2 separate regions of the Homo sapiens genome follow, and region 1 is linked to region 2. Evidence: read pairs that join two places in POLR2A ChIA-PET (ENCODE). Cell type or tissue: Panc1. All regions are shown on one strand.

Evidence for each region. ChIA-PET counts read pairs that join two places held together with the same protein. Peaks named below come from ENCODE experiments on the same cell type or tissue, not always from the same donor. Only the 100,000 strongest peaks of a DNase experiment are listed, where the experiment ranks them.
Region 1: POLR2A ChIA-PET joins it to region 2 with 7 read pairs; 2 of 35 experiments call an interaction of 5 or more read pairs at or near these places.

The regions. Positions count from the first base shown.
Region 1 is chr14:76,966,062-76,968,561 of GRCh38, reverse strand. It overlaps the pseudogene RN7SL356P and the pseudogene RPLP1P1. Among named protein-coding and RNA genes, the nearest start is that of LINC01629, 7.7 kb to the right of the region's middle. In Panc1, no CTCF peak of the experiment used is centred here; no DNase peak of the experiment used is centred here; H3K27ac peaks cover 1,930 bases.
Region 2 is chr14:76,681,608-76,684,107 of GRCh38, reverse strand. No RefSeq gene overlaps it. Among named protein-coding and RNA genes, the nearest start is that of VASH1, 79 kb to the left of the region's middle. In Panc1, no CTCF peak of the experiment used is centred here; no DNase peak of the experiment used is centred here.

The DNA.
Region 1 (2,500 bases), 280 kb before region 2:
AGGAAAGCTCAGGCAATTTTCTATATGCTTATGTTGTGTGTTTTGTTTTTATTGTTTTAAAAAACTTGGGTCGTATTCTACAAATTATTCTGCAAATTGTTTTATCAACAGTGTACCATGATCTCCTCTGTGCCTGTTCCTAAGTCAGAGTTACTTTTGTTTTTGAGTCAGGGTCTCACTCTGTCACCCAGGCTGGAGTGCAGTGATGCTATCACAGCTCGCTGTAACCTCAAACTCCTGGGCTCAAGTGATCCTCCCACCTCAGCCTCCCAAGTAGCTGGGACTATAGGCACACACCACCACACTTCGCTAATTTTTAAATTTTTTTTGCACAGACAGGTTCTCAATATGTTGCCCAGACTGGTCTCGAACTCCTAGCCTCAAGCAATTCTCCTGCCTTGGCCTTCCAAAGCTCTGGGATTACAAGTGTGAGCCGCCATGCCTGGCCCAGAGCTACTTTTTTCCTTTTGGCAGCTGTTGGAGTTCCATGGCCTCTGACCATTTACAGGAATGCTGTAGCCAGTGTACTTGTTGAGCTATTTCTGTAGGATACTTTCCTAAAAGTGGAGTGGTTAGTTCTGGATTGTGGTCAGAGGTGGGCAACCAAGGCAGAAATGGGCGTACGCATGGAGGAAGAATGGAGAGAGTATGTGCATTCTCGGCTGACCACGGTGGCTCATGCCTATTATTCCAGCACTTAGGGAGGTTGATGCGGGTGGATCACCTGAGGTCGGGAGTTTGAGACCAGGATGGACAACATGGTGAAACCCCATCTCTACTAAACATACAAAAATTAGCCGGGCATGGTGGCATGTGCCTGTAATCCCAGCTACTCGGGAGGCTGGGGCATGAGAATTGCTTGAACCTGGGAGGCTGAGGTTGCAGTGAGCCAAGATCCGCACCACTGCGCTCCAGCCTGGGTGAAAGAGAGAAACGCATCTCAAAAAAGAGAGTCTTACTGTATCCCCCAGGCTGGAGTGCAGTGGCACAATCTCCGTTCACTGCAACCTCCGCCTCCCGGGTTCAAGCAATTGTCATGCCTCAGCCTCCTGAGTAGCTGGGATTACAGGCGCCCGCCACCACACCCAACTAATTTTTGTATTTTTAGTAGAGATGGGGTTTTGTCACGTTGGCCAGCTGGTTTCCAACTCCTGACCTCAAGCGATCCGCCCACCTCAGCCTCACAAAGTGCTGGGATTACAGGCATGAGCCACTGCGCCCGGCAATGGGATGGATTTTATCCAAATGTCCCCCAAAAAGCGCTGTAGTCCCACCTGCGTACCCTCTGCCTTAGAACCTCATCAATGCTGGGGATACTAACCCTTTATATTTTTCCCAATGTGAATGGAGAATGTGAACAGGGCTTAAAGAAAATGTAAACGGTACCTAAAATGCAACCCTGTGGGGCTCTGAGTTGGCCGGCAGGGTCCTGTTTTCCCAGGTGGGATGAAGTGGGGAGTGAAAGGGGAGTGATTCTGGTCTTCAACATGCCAAGTGGGAGGAAGAGGAAACACTGGCAGGGGCTCCAGGTGGTTGTGTGTGTGTTGGCAGGTGAGGTGGGGGGGTTTAGTGACAAGGGGAGCATGAAGGGATTATCCATGCCAGCCCAAGGCCTGGGACCCAGCAGCCCACTGAGGGAGCTAGAGAGGCAGGAGAATGCAGTGGGAAGGATGCGGCCACCTGAAGCTAGACTGTCTCAGTTCAAATCCCAGTGTCACCACTTACTTGCAGCATAATTTTGAGCAGGTGATGTAACCCCTATATCTTCCATTTCCCCATCTCTCTTTTTTTTTTTTTCCGTTTTCTGAGACTATGTCTCTCTCTGTCACCCAGGCTGGAGTACAATGGTGAGATATCACTGCACTCTCTGCCTCCTGGACTCCAGTGATAAGCGATTCTCCTGTCTCAGCCTCCCGAGTAGCTGGGACTTGGGACTACAGGCGTACGCCACCACACCCAGCTAATTTTTCTTTCTTTCTTTCATTTTTCTTTCCTCTTTTTTTTTTTTTTTTTTTTTTTTTTTGAGACAGAGTCTCGCTCTGTCACCCAGGCTGGAGTGCAGTGGTGCGACCTTGGCTTACTGCAACCTCTGCCTCCTGGATTCAAGCAATTCTCCTGCCTCAGCCTCCCGTGTAGCTGGGACTACAGGTGCCCGCCACCAAGCCCAGCTAATTTTTTTTGTATTTTTAGTAGAGAAGAGGTTTTACCACGTTGGCCAGGCTGGTCTCGAACTCCTGACCTCAGGTGATCCACCTGCCTCGGCCTCCCAAAGTGGTGGGATTACAGGCGTGAGCAACCATGCCTGGCCACGCTGTCTATTAAATAGGGCTTGAAGAAGTGGTCTTCCTCAGCCTCTAGGGAGAGGATTACTGGCAAAGTTTAGAATGGTGCCTAGCAATAAATGTTAGCCTGGAGTGAGTTTCCAGTTGGCAAACCATCCTCCACCCCAACACACACCTTCCTACTCCCCTTCTATAGGGTAACCACTATTAACAGTTTG
Region 2 (2,500 bases):
AAACAAACCAAGTATCCATCAAGGGATGAATGGATTTTTAAAATGTGATATATATATGTATATACATGTACATATATACATATATATATCACATTTTAAATGAAATATATCACATTTAGATGAAATAAGCTAGGCACAGGAAGACAAACGTTGCATGATTTCACTTATACATAAAAAAGTAGAACTCAGAGACACAGAGTACAATGATGGTTTCCAGGAAAGAGGTGGGGGAAATGGGAAATGCTGGTCAAAAGATGCAAATTTGCAGTTATAAGATGAATTAGTTCTAGATACCTAACATATAGCATAGTGACTATAATTAATACTAACATTTTACTTAAATATATACAATTTTTGTCAATCATACCTCTAAAGCTGAAAAAAGGAAAATAAATGGACAGAGAGAAAAGGGATGAATCAAGAAAGCATGTTGTAATCCTTATTGTCAGTAGGACATTAGCAAATAAGACATAAGCAGAAATGTGAACGGCACCTGTGCATTCAGTCTTTCTCTCTTATTGTTCTAGAGACCCTTGCCATGGCTGCCATGTGAAGAAGCCTGTGTTGGCTTGTCTTTCAATGATAGATGTAGGGCTCAATTGTCTCTATGCCCAAAGGGCCAGCCAGGTAAGCATTGGAAACAAGCCATCCAGCTGACCAGCAGCTGGCTGTAGAAGCATGAGTGAGCCCAGCCCACACCAGCAGATGAACCTATTGGCTAAATACAGCCCAGATTATGGATCCACAAAATTCTGAGCTGAACAAATGATTGTTGTTTTAAGCCACTAAATTTTGAGGTGGTTTGTTATACAACATGAGCTGATTGATGGAGAAATTGACACCTATAAGTGGGGTGCTGCTGAACTAAAAACCTGAAACATGAGCCATTGTCTTTAGGACTGAGTGACAGAGGATAGAAAAGCAGCAAGGGAACTATTTCCAAAGCTTGGAAAATTTGCAAATAAACAGTTGTGGAGGCTGGAATGTAATGAGGAAACTGCTCTAGAAGGCTGGGAAATTGAGGATCTGTGTTGAATAGTAGTAACATTTGACAAAGCTGTTGTTGCCCATGGTAACTGTATAATAGAAAATAAATCTAATAAACTTGGACATTGGCAAGGTGATTCCCGGAAGAATGTTGAAAGTGTTTTAGAATGTTTTAGCTGCCTGTGATAAGGTATGGGAAGAGAGAGATCAGCTATAGAAAGAATTGTTCAGTTTGCGACAAGAGTAGCTATAGAGAAGTCATAAAGTAATGGGTTGAAAACCAAAACTACTTCTTAATTCTGGTGTTTCAAGCCAGTAAATTATTTTCAAAGTAAGTAATGGCCTCAGGGTAAAGAATTAAGAGCGTAACTGTGGGATCCTTAGATAAGACCTTGATAAGATTTATGGTGGCTCCTAGTAGATCCTCTCTACTAGATAAAAGGGATTTAGTTTGCCAAAATTAGCAAGAGGCTATCTAGGAAAGAATTTTAAATGTGGCTCTATGGCGTGAAGCTGACCAGAATCAGATAAACTGGAAACCCACAAAGTCTTTATGAGAACTGCATTGGCAAAAGCACTGCTGGCTAGGACTAAAAGGCTTTGAGACAATTTGAAATACTATACTTTAATACAAACTAATTCTAGCTATATGCATTAACACAGATAATGACCAGTTAGGCTTATCGTAAGAATGCAAAGTTGGTTTAATGTTAGACCACTGAATAAGGTAATGCATTATAGTAACAGATTAAAGGTGGAATAAACATACAATTTTTTTAAGTGAAGAACTGTTGGCAATATTAAAAATTAGATCATGATAAAAAACTTTTAGCAAATGATGGATAGAAGGAATCATCTTTAACCTAACAGAGGGAAATTAATTATATATTTTCAGAAAAGTACAAAGCATACTTAGTGGTAAAATGTTGAAAGCATTCTGTTTAAGGTCAGGAATTAGATGTAAATGTTAGTTACCATCACTTACATACAATATCATATTAGAAGTCTTAATAATTGTGGTAAGATAAGAAAAACATGTATATAAAATTTGAAAAAAAGTTACCACCATTTTCAAATGATACAGATGTCTATAAAAAATACCAAACTTTTTACAGATACAAATTTAGAATTAATAAGAGTATTTAGCACAGTTAATGGACACAAAATCAATATTCAAGCCAATTGCATTCAGCAACAATCCAAGAGTTCCTCTTGCAGGAGACATATTTACCAGGAGTCTTATAGAAGAATTTTCATTGTGTCTTAGTTTATAATAACAAAAATGGAAAAGAATGGAATAGTTATCAATGGTAAAATAGCTCTATACGTTAGGATATGTTCATACAACAGAAAACTACATACCACTAAAAACTAATAAACTGTAACTGTGTATATGAACAGAGATCATTCTCAAAAACATATGGTCAAGTAAAAAAATCATGTCTTAGAATAATAATACTGTATTGTCCCATTTACATAAAATTCAAAACCAGACAAACCAAAAAAGTATGTA